Linked DNA regions of Homo sapiens: region 2 is linked to region 1. A link is a loop called in an ENCODE intact Hi-C map of the cell type or tissue named here. Cell type or tissue: mammary epithelial cell. All regions are shown on one strand. Each heading gives the region's core, and the rest is flanking DNA. Links, peaks and the distances in the headings are about the cores only.

Region 1 (5,390 bases), core at 189-5,188:
TCCTTGGTAAAATAATCTCTCTTTCAAAAAGTATGAGTATGAGCAGTTAAAAGGCTATGTTTCCAGTCTTGGAGCTCACTGAAGCCATGTGATTAAGCTGTGGGCAATGATATTGCAGTGAAAATATTGAATGGGATTTCCATGAAATTTGCTTTATGCTGAGAAATCATATGTCTTTCCTTATTTCTGTCTCAATCCTTTTCCTATTCTCTGGAATGTAGAGGTCAGTGTCATGGATTCATAGGCTACCTTACAACATGAGATGAACTTGAAATTAAAAGCAATTCACTATAATGGTAGAACAGAAAGTTCCCTTGGTGACTGTGCAGTGTCCAACCAAGCCTTGTCCTACCCAACTTCCCTTTTTTTTAATAGGACAGATAAACTTCTGTCTTTTAACACCACTGTTTATTATCATTATTATATATAACTGTTACTATTAATTTTCTATTACAGGTCATAGAACCTAACCCAAACAGAGAGAGTTAGGATGTTTTATCCCTATGATTTCTTTTTATTAATTTTGTAGCTTTTGTTTCTATTTTTTTTTAATCATTCCTTTGGCTTTTAAATAATACATCTCTCTCCCCTAATATTAGCACAATGGATTTAGAAAATCTCTTCACAGGAATAAAAGGAGAGCCAGTTCAAATAATTTCTGCCTATAATTTCTTTTTTTTTCTTTTCTTTTGAGACAAGGTCTCATTCTCCCACCCAGACTGGAGTGCAGTGGCGCAAACATGGCTCACTGCAGCCTCCACCTCCCAGGCTCAAGAAATCCTCCCATCTCAGCCTCCTGAGTAGCTGGGACTATGGGAATGTACCACCGTGTCCAGCTAATTTTTAAATTTTTAATAGAGATGGTGGTCTCCCTATGTTGCCAAGGCTGATCTCAAACTCCTGGGCTCAAGTGATGCTCCCACCTTGGTCTCCCGAAGTGCTGTAATTAGAGGCGTGAGTCACCCTGCCTGGCCTGAACTGCCTATAAATAAGGATATCATGAGTAGTGAAACATAAAATCAGAATCCAAGATGAAGGCAAGAGACAAACTGGCTAAAGTTATCATAAACAGAGAGAACAACAATCTTTATCCTGTACTAAATAAGTGAAAAGCATCATTATTAGTAGTAGCATGATTTGTGTCAGTATTATATTTTGTTGGATTATTCCATTATTTTAAGAAAAATTTTTCTGGCTAATTCTCCAAGTCCAGTCATTCTGATAATCCAATTTCAGTTACTGAAAAAACGACAACAGTATCTTATATTTTGAGTGCACTCAGCTTCCAAAGCAATTTGAGATATATTACTGTCTCAAATACTGACAACAATATTGAGATATAGGGTAGTTAAAATGGTAACTCTTACTTAACACTCAAGGACAGTGAGGATCAAAAAGTTTGAGCAACTTGTCCACAGTTGCCCAGTTGGGAAGTTAGAAAAAAAGTTTTAAGAATAATTTTTCTGATTGCTAAATCCAGTATTTGTTTATCCTATGGTTTTTCTCTCTAAAGAATTTCTCAGAGAGCAGAGGGTTGACCACAATCAGTTTGGCCTAAATACGTATTGTGAAAATTCCTTCATTTAGAATTTCAAATAGCATGGGACACTCATGGATTTCTGCATGTATGAACAGATCAGCCAGGTATGAAATAGAGAATTAATTCCTTTAAGCCTTGTATCCAGGGTGCTTGGCCATCAGATAGCTAGTTTTCTGAGCAGAGGTGGGCTGTTCAAGCGGGATCCTAAGCACCCTTAAGCATCAACCAGAGGGGACATTAAGTCCATGCCTGCTCAACATGGAGAGTATGGTTGTGTGTATATTGGATTGGTAGCACTACTCAGTAGGAAAAGACTGACATGAGATCAGATGTGTCTTTCCACACTCATTGTATCCAAAGATGTTTAATCTTCAACATATCACTTAATTTGAAATCAAATATGTAAATGTTAAGAGCATGAAATAGAAGCACCTTCATTTCAGTACAAGCGACCTATGATCCCTGTATTTCCATGAAGATAGCAATAATTCCTATTAGTCTTCCTTGCACAAAAAAACAAACCCATTTGCCTGGATAATTTAATATTTCCTAGGCATATGCCAGGAATGTTATTTTCTTTCCAGCCAAAGATTGCTTAACTCAATCAATGGCAGAAGTAATAAAATTCAGAAGGACCAAAACTGTACTTATTGGTCTTGAATTTGCCTAGTCTACATTGTACATTTTAGCAATTTTTATTTACAGGAAAGGAGCTCATTTTATTTATTAAAGTGTTTCGGGGCCAAGAATTAGGTAGTTGTTTTTTGTTTGTTTTTGGTTTTTGTTTTTTTACTCAAATCCTGTGATCCTCTTATTGTCCGATAACATGAATTTTAAATAATAAATTTTTATTCTTTTCAGCTCTAAATGTAGTTACCGTTAAAAGGACAAAATTCTAACAAATGCATAGATCATTTCATTTATCAGAAATAGGAATTCAATAAATTTTAAGAGAGGCTTGTTTTGTCTGGAAACAACAAAATGTTTTCACTTTGACTGAGTATACAAACACTCCATCATTCCCTGAACATGCACAGTCAGAGGATTCTAAAAAGATTCAAGCATTACCTGCTGCATGTGATTAATTACCATTCTACAAATATCACCTTTGTTTACCACGACAGTCCTCTACAAGGACAGTCACCACCCGTGACACCTAAATCCAAAGCATGTTTCCTAGGGAAGTTGAAAGTAAGATTTATGTTGAAAAGACAGCTTTATATTATGAAAGCAGATGTTCGAAGGCAACACTGCATTTAGTTTGATGTGATGAAATAGAAAGGAAACACAGTGAGAATTAAGGGACCTTAACAGAGGGATGATGCTTATTTTTGTATGTTGTTTTGATAATAACTGCAGTGGCCCCATGTGTCATGCATTGTCTTAACTGGATTTTACCAGGAATCTGTACAGACTTCAATTTATATATTTCACATGTAAACAAACAGAATAAGGCCCTGGATCCATGACGTAGGTAGGCTGTAAAATGACTAACCACTTGCAACCTAGGGAAATATAAAAGACCATAAACCACTGACGTGTTGCATTGATTCCATCTGACTCAGAAAAGTTGCAGGAGGGGGCAGGCTTGTTCCAGGCATGCTACTTGTGAAGTGCCTGTTCTTACATGAAATTCATTTAAAAAGTTGTCTGGTGTTCTCTTCATTACTTTAGACTGGTGATTCTTAATAAAAGTTGTCTGGCGTTCTCTTCATTACTTTAGACTGGTGATTCTTAATGAGGGGGACTTGCCCTTCTGGGGACACTTGGCAATATCTGGCAATACTTTTGGTTGTCACAACTGGGGGGTGAAAAGCAGTGCTTATGACGTCTAGCATTAAGGCCAGGGATGCTGCTAGATATACTTCAAAGTACAAGGTGGCTCTCAAGGACAAAAAATTATCTGGCCCCAAATATCAACAGTGCCGAGGTTGAGAAATTCTGCCTTGGTCATCCATGTTGCTTCCCTGATAGGTTTCTTGCCATCACTGATTTAGGACTGGGGTATTAATTTCGTCATTTGGAACCACAGGAGCCTAGCCCAAAGAGTCCCTGGGATCTAGTCTTTGGCTGCTAGGGATCTGAGGGACCAGACTGGCTTGGTGGCAAAAAGGTCCACATTGCATTCCTCCACTGGAGAGCTATGGGCATGCTGGGCAGGACAAACTTTGCTATGCAAGATTGCCCACGCTCCTCACCACAGTCAGCATTCCATCCCCCAACCACCAAACGCCAGCAGTGCTCGCTCTCATTGCGACAGCTACATCATGCTCATAGCCATTTCCAAATGCCCCAAAAGGGGTGGAGCCACCCCTGGTGTATTAGTCAGCCTTCATGCTGCTGACAAAGACATACCCGAGACTGGGTAATGTGTAGACAAAAGGAGGTTTAATGGACTCAGTTCCACATGGCTGGGGAAGCCTCACCATCATGGTGGAAGGCAAAAGCCACATCTTACATGGTGGCAGACAAGAGAGAAAATAAGAGCCTAGCAAAAGGCGTTCCCCCTTATAAAACCAACAGCTCTCATGAGACTTATTCACTACCACAAGAGAAGTGTAGGAGAACCACCCCCATGATTCCATTATCTCCCACCAGGTCCCACCCACAACACGTGGGAATAATGGGTGCTACAATTCAAGATGAGAGCCTCTTTGATTATCTTCTTCCCACTAGAGGAATACTAATTCCTTATTCCAGGCCCTCAAAACACCTCAATTGCCCCAAAATGTGTGCTCTAAATAATGTTTTTCAATATTCTAATATTTTCAGTATTGCAAGTTGCTACTTAGTGGAATGCAAAATCTCTGCAGTGGGTGGTGGCTAGTATGAAAAGTTAAATAGACTAAAATAGCAAGCATCAGTGTTTGTCATACATACTAACTACAAATATTCTGTTCATTATTGATTGTTTTATAAATATGTACATATGTATGTCCTGAAATGTATTATACAATGTATTTCTAACTGTGGGTTTTGATCAAACAAGATTAAAAGTCAGTGGTCTAGATAGCCTCTCCCTTTTCTACCCAGTCCCTGAGAATAAGAGTTTACAATTTCTCTCTCTCTTGCTCTCAACTCTCATCTTTGAGTTCACAGACCCAAGTCACATTAGCAGTAAGAAGCCCAATCCATTGAACAACCCTTGTGATAAAGCATCTCTCATTTTGTAAACAATAGATGTTATCAAACACAAGAACATGTGAGACCTGCACAGGCTTGGTCTTTGTGCTACAGTTTGAAAATCCTTTAAACAAATCTGACATACATTGTTGAACTGGCTCATGGCTGTTGCCAAAATCTTTTAAAACAGAGTAGAAATGCCATGTCAGCCATGAAACATTTTTCATAATAAAAAAGTACATAATAACAATACCCCACTTACCAACAGCTCAAAATTCATATTTATTCCTGTCTAGTTGCTATAAGTGCACAGACTTTGCTTCAACTTCCATTTCACTGCTGCCTCTTATTAGCTGTTGACCGTGAATGCATTACTTAACCTCTTTTGAATAAGTTGCATCTGCTATAAAATAGGGATATAAATGGATATATAACTACCGACCTTTTACATTTGTTGTCAGGAATAGAGAGAATGTAAGCAAAAGGTGCTAGAAGAGTGTCTTATACGTGACAGGCATTCAACAAATGATCTGATTATTATTCCCAAATCTGTTTTTGCACATCTTTTCTCTAATTCTACTATTTGAACTTTTGTCAGGTGGAGTTCTTCCACAATTTCCATTTTTATTTATTTTTAAAGCCCCTCAAGTGAAGCATGAGATACTACCAATGTAGCACAGAATGCTCTACGTCAGCATTCTCAAACGTTAGCACACATTACAATCAC
Region 2 (5,390 bases), core at 327-5,326, 160 kb before region 1:
AACAGTGGCACACTTCAAGAGAACTGTCTCATGGCCTTTACTTTGAAGTCTGGATTGCCTACTACAGAAAATCTAGTCACGCACTGAAATCACTTGGGACTTCTGTAGAGTCATTTTTATGATAGACACAGCTTGTTTGACCAATGTTTTCACTCATAACAATAACTGGAAATAGTACTCTTTGACCTTTGTTTTTACCTTTTTTCTACTCTTCTCAAAATTGTGTAAGAGTAGGTATTAGTGTCTTTGAAGCTAAGGAGAATTGAGGGCCAGGAAGGAGAGAGGTTGTAGAAACAGTGAGATGATACCAAAAAATAAAAAATAAGACTTGAATCTTCATTCAGCTCCTGGGAAGACACATACTTCGGAGAATCTCATAATCAGAGATGTTAGATTATCCCAATATTATAAAACAGCATGCCAAATATTATTCCATTTAGGAAAAAATGTGTCTGCATATACATACATACATCTATATATATGTATTATGTATGTGTAAAATATATGATCTCATATGTATTACATATGTGTGTTTGTGTATGCACGGAATTATATCTACTATACATATTATTGCTGTCTACATCAATAATGGCTATATCTTGGTAGTAGGAATTTAGGTGATTTTTTTTTTTACTTTCTCCTCTATACTATCTACATTGTTTCTATTTTTTTTTTTTACAAAGCATGTTATCATAAGAAGCAACAGATCTGTTTTGAGAATTCTCAATTGTGTCGAGCTCAACAATCTTACACAGAGAACTAAAATATGATCTACATTTAATGAAATAAAAAAGTTTAGCAGATAGCACAAGTCTAAAGTGGTTAATTATTTGTGGTGCTTGCCCTGGGGCATATTATGTCAAAATAATGAAAAACGAAAAATGAAACCAAATTTTAAAATCTATACCAGGACGCTACTTGAGTTTCGTTTCCCTTAATTGAGACACTCAACTGGCCAAACATTTTAGAGTTAAATAACAATAACAATAAAAGTAAACATCTATGGAATGACCAGGATGTGCCTGGCACTCTTCTAATTTATTGCATCCTTTCCATAGCCCTACAAGGTAGATACTACTCTGATCCCCATTATACAGAAGATGTAGAGAAGTTACATCAAACTGAAATGCAGGGAATTTAACATGGAAGCTAAAAAGTCTAAAAAGGGGCAGAGGTAGGAGTCAGATTCAGGCAGTCTGATGCCAGAGTCTGTGCTCCTAAGTGTAGTACTTTACTGCTGAATCCTGTTACTGATTTGCAAAATCCTATGAAGAAAGGGCATGGAAGATAATTCCCCTTTTTTTCTGAAAATAAATCCAATATGAGTCCATTACAGTAAGCATATAAATACATATATAATAAATAAATAATAAAAGCACATTGTTTCTGGAAAGGTAAAGGCAGCCCACTTCAGGCGATTGCATCATAGTCCACTGTATTCAGCTGTGTTGACAGCGGAACATCTGTATACTGTAATACGAAGATTGAGGGAAAGTACATTAATTATCTAATCATATTGTAGAATTTTAAAGATTTGACATATACTGTATTAGTCAGCATCTGCTGGATAACAAATCACCCCCAAGCTCAACAGGTGACCAATGATCATTTCTTCTCATGCTTATGGGTCTTTAGGATAACCACAGGCTGGCTGATTTCAGCTAGGCTTAGCTGGACAGTTGTGTACCAAACTGCAGATGAGGCTGTACTTGGCTCCCCACTGCAGGCTTGCTGCCTCGTGTGTTCATTATGGGGCTCATATGGAAGAGATCACAGCTACCTGGGGAAAACTCTTTTTTTTTTTTTTTGAGACAGGGTCTCACTCTGTTGCCCAGGCTGGAGTGCAGTAGCACAATCTCAGCTCACTGCAACCTCTCCCTCCTGGGTTCAAGCGATTCTCATGCCTCAGTCTCCCGAGTAGCTGGGACTTCAGGCAAGCGCCACCACACCTGGCTAATTTTTTGTCTTTTTAGTAGAGATGGGGTTTTGCCATGTTGGCCAGGCTGGTCTCAAACTCCTGGCTTCAAGTGACCCACCAGCCTTGGCCTCTCAAAGTGCTGGGATTATGGCGTGAGCCACTGCACCCAGCCAAAAACTCTCTTCTTATAGCCATGGCAGAAGCTCAGGAAACAAGCTCAATTGCACAAGCACGTCTCAAGCCTTTGCTTATGTCATCTTTGCTAATATGCCGTTGGCCATTGTCAATCACCTGATCCAGCCCAACAGCAATGGAGTATGGTTTTCCCTTTATTTTGCCTCTAATGAGAAGGGAGGGGAGTGCATACTTGTGAAATAATCCAACTACCCCTATGACTAAATCCTACTGTAACCACTTCCTCCTTTTTTTCACTAAGGAATTCATCATGGGCTTACTGTAATACAGTACAGGGCCTGCCTCTTCTTGTCTGCATTCATAAGTTAAGAAGTGATTCATTTCCATGGTTATAGATGATGGCTCAGTATTTTCCTGAGTCTGGTGATAATGATGGATTTGGCAGTTTAAAACCTAGTTTGAGGAAGCATTTCTGTTCCTCTGGTGAAGTGACTCTATCCAGGTTTTGGAAAAACATATCCAGCTTTCACAGCCTGGACACTTATGAAACTGAACAGTAGTTATTCTGGCAGAGTGTGGCAGACATTCCCAGGAAACCAAGAACTGGGATTGGGTGCTTACCTGGTGTTACTGAGCGAACGACCACTGGCTTTTCACTGCCTGCCACAAAACCAAATCCCAGCACGGGGTCCCTTCTCATCTCCACCTTCCGAGGAGCCGGAGGGATGATTTGGCAGCTCTCTAACCGAGGGTCGTCAAAAGGGATTGCCTGTGTCATGTGACTGTGGAGAAAGCACATACAAGAGAAACAAGGCATCAATGTATGTCTTAGGCATTGGCCTGGCAATCATATTCTCTTTAATTTCAAAACCTGTTTTTTGGTAGAGAGTGAGAAAGATCTGGGGAGACCCATAGTCATGCTTCTTTCGTGGCCTACTTGGGCCAGTTTTGCTTCAGGCTTTTGCATTGGCTGTTCCTCGAACCTGGAATGCCTATCCTGCAGATATGCATATGGCCCAGCCTCACCTCGCTCAAGCTTGTGCTCACATATGACCTTGAAGAGGACTGTCCTGGCCATACATTTTAAAAATGCAACCCTGCTCCCCAACATGCCTGATCCCCTTTATGCCCTTCTACTTCTTTGTTCCCCACAGCACTAATCACATGCTAACGTGCTGTAGAATGCAGTTGGCTCTTGAACAACACAGGTTTGAACTGCACAGGTCCACTTATACATAGATTTTCTTCCTCCTCTGCCACCCCTGAGACAGCAAGACCATCCCCTGTTGTTCCTTCCCCTTCTTAACTTACTCAATGTAAAGACAATGAGGATGGAGAACTTTATGATGATCTACTTCTACTTAATGATTAATAAATATATTTTCTCTTCCCTATGACTTTCTTAATAACATTTTGTTTTCTCTAACTTTATTGTAAGAATACAGTATATGAGTATAATGCATATAACATACAAAATATATGTTAATCAACTGTTATGTTATTGGTAAGACTTCTGGTCAACAGTATGCTATCAGTAATTGAGTTTTGAGGGCATCCAAAGTTATACGTGGATTTTTGACTGCATGTGGGGTTGGCGCCCCAAGCCCCATGTTGTTCAAGGGTCAACAGTATACTTAATTTTATGGTTATTTTTGTTGTTTTGCTCTATACACTGGAACATACACTCTATGAGGGCAAGGAACTTGGTTTTATTCACTGATTTATCTCAGGTGCCTAGAACTGTATCTGGCACATAGTACATTCTCAATTAGTACTTGAATTAATAAGTAGAGAAAAAGAGATTTCTTTGTGAAAAGCTGTTAAGTTATAACTGATATGCTTAGAAACAGCCTCAGAGGGTTTCAGACATTTAGAAGGTAATACCTATGGCTTCTGGCCGCAGTAAAATTGAAGTGGATTATTTTGGTGGTGACACACTATCCTGTTGTCAAACACATCTCCATTTCCAAAGAAGTTGAGAACTTAACTCTTGGCATTTGTTCTCCGGAAAGATTTTCAAGTGGTTCAAATGAATCTTTTCATTAACACCTAAACTTCAGAAGTCTTATCAATAATCCCAACTCAAAATTTGTATAGCATTCAAAAATTTTCAAAATACTTCCACAAATACCTAATTTGATACACAAATTGAGAATGAGAGGGCAGAACTGGTATTATTTTGTGGATTTTACCAATAAGAAAACTGAGATCAAAATACTAGTTTATTGTCACTAAGGGCCCATGGCTGGTATGCCAGAGGGTTGGGCCAAAGACTCACTCCCATGACTCTTGATGAAGTCTTCACTCATGCACATTGTTCAAGGCAGCCTTCTTTTGGGGAAAAGTTATTAGTCTGAATAATAGAAATCTCCTTAATGTAATGTAAGCTAAGATTATTTCAATGACACGGGTTTAATTCAAATTTCTCTCCCTGTAATCTTCTTCAATAAGTAAAAGAAGATCATTTAAAAATATCTTGGAAGATGCTACTCTATATGCCATCTGGACAACATATTGTTCAATGTAATAAAGAAAGATAGCAAAGAAGGAATCCTGTTGTCTTTCTGCATAATTAATAAGAATGAGGTAAGATCAATGACAACTCCTAAGATCTTTCCTTTAGGTATATATCACTATCTAGGAAAACAAACATTTAAAATCCATTTTAAACAGAAAGGAAGTGTCTTTTCGACTTAGCTTCTTGGGAGGTGGAACAGTAGGAAAAAGAGAAGTGTTAGTTGAGAACTAACATGTTGTGCACCATGTGCTAACACTCATCTGTTACCTTATTTCATTCTTAAAATTCCCCTACGATGGAGACAGTTTTACCCCACTCATTCCTTCTTTGCAAATGCCAAGATAGGAAAAATAACTTGGCCAAGGTCACGCTTTTCTCAGGTGTAAGCCAGGTGCAATCCATACCAGGTCTTCTGATTTGAAGTGTGGGGCACATTAGATAATTTGCAGAAACAGTGCAAAATGAAAATGTGGAGCCTCTCATTCAAACATGACTAATTTCAAGACAGCAGAACATGAAACCCAGCCCAGGGTCCTGTGTCACTGAATGGGTCACACACCCGTGATGCTGGCCCCAGTATTGTGCTATCCCCAGTGTCTCACCACCATTCTATTAATAGAAAAGTCCAGGCTGAGATTGGTGGCACTATAGGGTGGGTGCAGGTGTTTTTCGGGACCCAGAGATTAGACGCAGCTACCATGATATGGTATATGCTTGGGATGGATGAAGAGAGGTGGGCAGAACTCAGGTGGGCAGGAGATCAGACGGAGAGGCCTGGGTGTCAGAGGACAGAATTCCAGACCCTGAGTGAGCCAGCAA

What was found. Hi-C counts contacts between places; a loop is a spot of excess contacts. Peaks named below come from ENCODE experiments on the same cell type or tissue, not always from the same donor. Only the 100,000 strongest peaks of a DNase experiment are listed, where the experiment ranks them.
Region 2: it touches region 1 in a loop (4-fold over the local background); 1 of 110 quality-filtered maps calls a loop at or near these places.

The regions. Positions count from the first base shown.
Region 1 is chrX:12,445,290-12,450,679 of GRCh38, reverse strand. All of the region lies in intron 1 of FRMPD4 (FERM and PDZ domain containing 4), which reads right to left. Among named protein-coding and RNA genes, the nearest start is that of FRMPD4-AS1, 73 kb to the right of the region's middle. In mammary epithelial cell, for the core only: a CTCF peak has its summit at 3,116; DNase peaks (open chromatin) are centred at 3,089 and 3,819; H3K27ac peaks cover 2,139 bases.
Region 2 is chrX:12,607,166-12,612,555 of GRCh38, reverse strand. It overlaps FRMPD4 (FERM and PDZ domain containing 4), which reads right to left. Exons shown (of 17, transcript NM_001368397.1): 3 at 2,675-2,835. Among named protein-coding and RNA genes, the nearest start is that of PRPS2, 180 kb to the left of the region's middle. In mammary epithelial cell, for the core only: no CTCF peak of the experiment used is centred there; a DNase peak (open chromatin) is centred at 2,335; H3K27ac peaks cover 1,984 bases.